Linked DNA regions of Homo sapiens: region 2 is linked to region 1. Evidence: chromatin contacts called from ENCODE Hi-C or POLR2A ChIA-PET data. All regions are on one chromosome and are shown on one strand. The core of a region is the stretch at or near the end of the contact, and the rest is flanking DNA. Distances in the headings are between cores, read along the strand shown. Region 1 overlaps PUS10 (pseudouridine synthase 10). Region 2 overlaps REL-DT (REL divergent transcript).

What was found. Hi-C counts contacts between places; a loop is a spot of excess contacts on that map. ChIA-PET counts read pairs that join two places held with the same protein, here RNA polymerase II (POLR2A). Pooled maps may share reads with other maps.
Region 2: a pooled map shows a loop between it and region 1 (2.2-fold over the local background). The contact joins two enhancer-like sites. A Hi-C loop is called at or near these places in 5 of 37 single-sample maps with no recorded cell type and 8 of 50 pooled maps. POLR2A ChIA-PET finds 5 or more read pairs at or near these places in 3 of 52 experiments (A549, A673 and Panc1).

The regions. Positions count from the first base shown.
Region 1 is chr2:60,991,722-60,995,070 of GRCh38, reverse strand. The region is part of intron 4 of PUS10 (pseudouridine synthase 10); the gene reads left to right. Among named protein-coding and RNA genes, the nearest start is that of PEX13, 24 kb to the left of the region's middle. RefSeq lists an enhancer at 1,776-2,125. Within about 2 kb of position 2,035, at least 5 of the 41 ENCODE cell types and tissues checked have a DNase peak (open chromatin) inside an H3K27ac peak, as active enhancers do.
Region 2 is chr2:60,866,104-60,869,353 of GRCh38, reverse strand. The region is part of intron 1 of REL-DT (REL divergent transcript); the gene reads left to right. Among named protein-coding and RNA genes, the nearest start is that of REL-DT, 14 kb to the left of the region's middle. Within about 2 kb of position 1,358, at least 7 of the 41 ENCODE cell types and tissues checked have a DNase peak (open chromatin) inside an H3K27ac peak, as active enhancers do.

The DNA.
Region 1 (3,349 bases), core at 786-3,285:
TCACCCAGGCTGGAGTGCAGTGGTGTGATCTTGGCTTACTGCAATTTCCACCTCCCGGGTTCTAGCGATTCTCCTGCCTCAGGCTCCCAGGTAGCTGGGACTACAGACGCTCGTCACCTTGCCCGGCTGATTTTTTGTATTTTTAGTAGAGACAGGGTTTTGCCTTGTTGGCCAGGCTGGTCTCAAACTCCTGACCTCAGGTGATCCGCCTGCTTCAGCCTCCCAAAATGCTGGGATTATAGGCGTGAGCCACTGCACCCGGCCTTGGTCAGATTTCAAAAGGGTTATTGTCTTTCTGTGTTATAAGTGGGACTTAGCCTAGGTTTTGACTTTAGTATTTTCTTTCTCCAAATGGTCCAGTATCTTCAAGGTTAGGGAAAGGATTCTTGGTAAAAATATGAAACCAGAACTCTCATAATTATTTAACAAGTGTGATCATTTAAAAAGAGTAATGGTAAACCACCAGTTTATTTTGTGATTCTCTAAAATGATAACTCTGGAAATAAAATTTAAATTACAATTTTAGCACTTTCCCATCACATTTATGTTCAGGTTTTGTTATCAGATGACTGGAATAGGTGCAAAGATGTTTTGAGTCAAATATTTTATTACAGCACCTATCTTAAAATTCAGGAATTTCAAGTCATTTTTGTGAGGAGCTATTTTTGACTTCCTTTTTTTTTTTTGCTCTGAGGAAGATTGATGCATGTATGTGTGATGATGAATTATGATGGTGAAGTCCCTTAATTGGAGGTGGAAGTCCCAATGAAGTTTTTAGCCACATCCTTTGTCATGGATATGTCCAAATGTCCAAGAAGAGGGGGCTAGGTGGCAAGTGCTACCTTGAAGTCAGACACATCCAAACTCATTGTCAGAAACCTCTTTCTTAAGGAATAGTACTACTACTTTCTTCCCTCCAAGCAGAAGGAAGGACCAGCAAAATAGTCTTTGGCCAGGTTTGTCAGTTACGAAGTGTCGATCTGGCCGGGCGCGGTGGCTCACGCCTGTAATCCCAGCACTGTGGGAGGCCGAGGCAGGCAGATCACGAGGTCAGGAGATCGAGACCATCCTGGCTAACAGGGTGAAACCCCATCTCTACTAAAAATACAAAAAATTTGCCAGGCTTGGTGGCAGGCGCCTGTAGTCCCAGCTACTCGGGAGGCTGAGAAAGGAGAATGGCGTGAACATGGGAGGCGGAACTTGCAGTGAGCCGAGATCGCGCCACTGCACTCCAGACTGGGCAACAGAGCAAGACTCCATCTCAAAAAAAAAAGTGTCAATCAATTGCAGTGCTACAGCTGCTCCTCCTTTTTAAAATTAGGTTTTACTGCTCCAAATATTGAAAGTTATTTTTACAAATCTTCCCTTTTAAATAAAACTGAATATATTTTTCCTCACTGATATTAATACAGGATCAATACTAGTGGAATCTGTTTTCTAGACTAGATACCATTCAAGGCCCCAGGTGGAAATGTTTAGCTGGGAATTTTGTCTTAAAAAACTGAGTATCTTTCTCCTTGCCATTATGTTTATTATGCAAAGTTATCCAGTTTTTCTTAATGTAATACATATTTTCCAGTCAATTTGGACCTTTCTTTTTTTCTTTTTTTTTTTGAGACAGAGTCTCACCCTGTCTCCCAGGCTGGAGTGCAGTGGCATGATCTCAGCTCACTGCAACGTCCACCTCACGGGTTCAAGTGATTCTTCTGCCTCAGCCTGTCAAGTAGCGGGGACTGCAGCCATGTGCCGCCACACCTGGCTAATTTTTTTGTATTCTTAGTAGAGATGGGGTTTCACCATGTTGGCCAGGATGGTGTCAATCTCCTGACCTTGTGGTCTGCCTGCCTCAGCCTTCCAAAGTCCTCGGATTACAGGTGTGAGCCACTGCGCCTGGCCTGGACACTTTCATAATTTATAAAACTCTGATGTAAAAAACCCTAGTTGAGCACTGGATTGACATTTCACAGGGCTACTTCCTTTTTATTGTGTGTAGCTTTTGGTTTCACAATTAGTGCGTCAGAGATCAGCTGGATATATGGCAGTCTCCAGAGCCAGGGCAAGAGTGCTCAGCACGTACTTGCAGAGGGCTAGTTTTTTATCTTTAAAAATTAAATCCATGGCAAATTAAAGAGCCATATATCGTATTCATTAAATTATAATTTGAAAGCTACTTGTGTAAGTAAATGTTGCGGTATCGAGTATGATCAAAACCTTTGATTCTTTTTTCTGGTGGAATCTAAGTTTCTCTCTAAACTGGTTGTTAAAATGTTATTGCCAGTAGCTGAGTAAAGATAATGTGAGGGGAACTAACTTGTGTGGGGAAAAAATAAAATGGATTTTATTTAAATGTGGTCATGAGCCATATAAAAGGAAATGAAATAATAAAATAGATGCAAAGGTATTAACATAAATAGCCCTTTTAGTCTTATATTAAGAAGCATAATATGAAGTGATTTCTATTTAGAATTTAGTTCACATCCAGGATTTAAATTTTCTGTGAGGCTGGGGTGTTATGATGTGTATTGATTATCTGATATTCCTTTAGTATTATCACTAGAAATTCATATTAGAAATCGTGAGTTGGTGATTTTAGTGAGACTTTCATATTCTGAAAGCATCACAGAAATTCATGACCTGTTGTGGAGTGGGCATGTGCACTCATGCCCTATTGAGTAAATCAGTAGCTAGTCATGAATGCTAAATTTGTATTCCAAAACATTTTTTTTTAAATGTAGACATGTATTAAGGTACTTCTGGCTGCGTATAGTGGCTTATGCCTATAATCCCAGCACTTTGGGAGGCTAAGACAGGGGAATCACTTGAGGCTAGAAGTTCACGACCAGCTTGGTCAACATGGCGAAAACCCGTCTCTACTAAAAATGTAATGTAAAAATTAGCTGGGTGTGGTGGCAGGCACCTGTAGTCCCAGCTACTTGGAAGCTGAGGCAGGAGAATCGCTTGAACCCAGGAAGTGGAGGTTGCAGTTAGCTGAGATCGCACCACTATACTCCAGCCTGGGTGACAGAGCGAAACCCTGTCTCAAAAAAAAAAAAAAAAAGTGCTTCTGTTGAGTAACATTCAATCTGCAACTTGTTTCTTAGGTGGCATGCAGCAACTGATATTTCAGTTACTGCTTTATTGGTCTGGCCCCAGGGAGGTGTCCCCTACCACGTTAAATTGGAGGTCATATGGTCTGTGCACAATGACTTTTCCCCTCCAATTTTCGTAATATTTATTTCTTTTTCTTGCTTTGTTGCATTGGCTAAGATCGCTAGTACATTGTTAAACAGAATTAGGGATAATGAGAATTCTTTTGGATTATTTTTCTGTTTGAATTCTACCCCCTCAC
Region 2 (3,250 bases), core at 109-2,608, 130 kb after region 1:
TTTGTATTTTTAGTAGAGATGGGGTTTCACCATGTTGGCCAGGCTGGTCTCAAACTCCTGACCTCAGGTGATGCACCTGCCTTGGCCTCCCAAAATTCTGGGATTCCGTGTGCAGCCTGGAATAGGTTTTTGCTGTGGTTTGAATGTGTCCCTCAACATTCATGTGTTGGAAGCCTAATTCCCAATGTCATAATATTAAGAGGTGGGGCCTTTAAGAGATGATTAAGTCATAAGGGTGGTGCCTTCATGGATAGGATTAGGGCCCTTATAAAAGGACTCAAGGTTGAAGGGGGAGCTCTCTTGCACTCTTACCCTTCTGCCATGTGATGACACACCAAGAAGGTCGTTGCAAAATGTCAGCACCTTGATCTTGGACTTCCCACCCTCCAGAACTGTGAGAAAATGAATTTCTGTTCTTTATAAATTACTCAGTCTCCAATATTCTTTTATGGCAGCTCAAACGAACTGAAATAGTTCTTTGGGTTTTTTTTTTCCTACTCATAAAAAGGAGCACCCAGGAATTCACTAGACTTTGCTGTGTCTGCATGTGATAAGTAAACCACAGAAGCCATTTTAAGACATGAGTTAAAAATAAAGCCACCATGGGCTGGGCACAGTGGCTCATGCCTGTAATCTCAGCACTTTGGGAGGCCAAGGCAGGCAGATCACTTGAGGCCAGGAGTTCAAGACCAGCCTGGTCAACATGGCCAAACCCCGTTTCTACTAAAACTACAAAAATTAGCCAGGCGTGGTGGTGCACGCCTGTAATCCAGCTACTTGGGAGGCTGAGGCATGAGAATCGCTTGAACCTGGGAGGTGCAGGTTTCAGGGAGCCAAGATTATGCCACTGCATTGCAGCCTGGCAACAGAGTGAGACCCTTTCTCAAAAAATAAAAATAAAGCCACCATACTGAAGATGTTAGAGTAGAAAGAATTGGAAGGAATCTGAGTTTTTGGTGACATGATTAGCTGCTGAATTGGAACCATCCTACCTCAGACTCCTCGTTATATGAGATAATAAATATTCCATTATGATGTAAACCAGTTGAGTTTCCTGTTATTTGCAGCCGAAAATAAGAGAGATCCAACTATCCCTAAAAGAGAGACTCAGTCTGGCTGAGGTCTGAGCTCCTGAAAAATGGTCTCCACCATGTATTTCCTTAAACTGAGCATTTAATTCTATCAATCTTAAGACATAGTACTTTAATTTTCACTTCCTGTATTATACTTAACAGTTACCGTACGCGTACTGTTGCTCAAGACCACTGGCGGATTCAGAAATAGAACACAGTGCCTAGGTCAAAATGGAAGTTTATAACTTTAATGAAGCCCTTTGACAGAGGACAGGAAGTCAAAGTCAACCAAACAGGAAGTAGGCAGAGCAGAACAGAGCAGCCGGAAATATTTGGGCCTGGCACAAGAATTGGTCTATATACAGAACATATATAAAACAAACAAAATATTTAGAGCTGAAATCTTTAAATTTGTAAACACTTAAAGGGGATCATTTAAAGAAGAAAGAGAAGGAAAACAAGGAAGTAAAAGGAAGACAGAAATGTCTCTTGCCAGAGTAATTATTGCGTAAACCAAAGAATGTTTCTGCACAGCTTGTAGCAGTTTTAAAACATTATTTAATTAAATTAATTAATTTATTTTCAAGGCAGGGTATTGCTCTATCTCCAGGCAGGAGAGCAGTGGTACAATCACCGCTCACTGCAGCCTCCATCTTCCAGGCTCAAGCAGTCCTCCCACCTTAGCCCACCAAGCAGCTGGGACCACATTAGGTGCACACCACCAGGCCCAGCTAGTTTCAGTTTTAAAACATACCTGCAAATTCCTTGATCTCCCCCCCATGATGAGGTGAACTTTGTGGCCCTCCCTTTGAATTTGGGCCAAACATTAGTGACTAGTTGACCAGTAGGGTATGGCAGAAATGATTCTCTGTGACCTTCCGGACTCAGTCAAAAAAGGTGGTGCAGATTCTCCCTGGTTCTCTGGACCCTGCATTAGAGCCTTGAGCCACTATCTAAGAAGCATTACTACCCTGAGACCATCATGCTGCGAGGAAGCACAAACTAATTCGTGTAAACAGATCACATGGAGAGGCCCTGACATCCCAAGCTCTCCCAATGCCTGCTCTTCCATCTCCTGCCACTGCATGTAAGACATTAAGCCAGAACCACTCAGTGGAGCTCTTCCTGAATTCCTGACCCACAGAAACCATGAGATAATAAAATGATTGTTGTTGTTTTAAGCCAGTAAGCTTTGGGGTGGATTGTTAATGCAGCAATAGATAACCAGAACAGTAGATGAGGTGATTTAAATGCTATGGCTTTTTAATAAGTAAGGAAAGAACTCAAGGACTCATTAAAAGTCATTATAACTAATTACTATAACCATCAAGATGAAGTGGTAGTTTCCAGTCAGAGGACCTGTTAGCAATAATAAAAGCAAATAATTATTGGTGAGGCCAAGCGTGGTTTAAAAAAAAATCTCGCTTCTGAAAGAACACTTTAGTTAAAATGAAATATTTAAATACTATGCCATATTTCTCAAGAGCAATTTGTGCAAGCAATTCTCTTTTTACCACTTTTTCTTCACATCTCAGAGATTCATAGTATCTATAAGCTATGACAGATATTTGGGCTGATTCCTGATATATCATAACTCAGCAACTCAAAAAGCTACAAGCTGGGAGATTGAGGACTCCTATGCACTGGGTACCACTTTCTTGGCCTTTGGATATTCAATCATTTAACATTTCTGTAAGGGAAATGTAGCCAGTGGGACCCTATCTGTGGGATAAATTTCATGATGGAAAAGATAGGATGTTAGAGGTGTCAAAGACTCCTAAGACTCACACTTACAGTATTGATTCTTGTTTTAAAGTGTTAAAAGGACATAAATAAAAATTAAGATCAGTCAAAGCAAATACAGAAAAGTGATATGGAAAATGTATATGAAATGTCCAGAGTAGGCAAATCCATAGACAGAAAATAGATGAGTGATTGCCTGGGGCCAGGGGTACATGGGGTCTGACTACTAAGGGATTTCTTATGGGGTGCTGAAAATGTTCTAAAATTAATTGTAATGATGGTTGTAAAATTGAATTTACTAATATCCATTAAATTGTATACTTTAAATGGATGAACTGCACAGATGAATTGCATGGTGTGTGAATTATATCTCAAAGCTGTTATAAAAAAAGTAACTGGAAAATTATAGAAGATGAAAACAGATTAAAAATAGA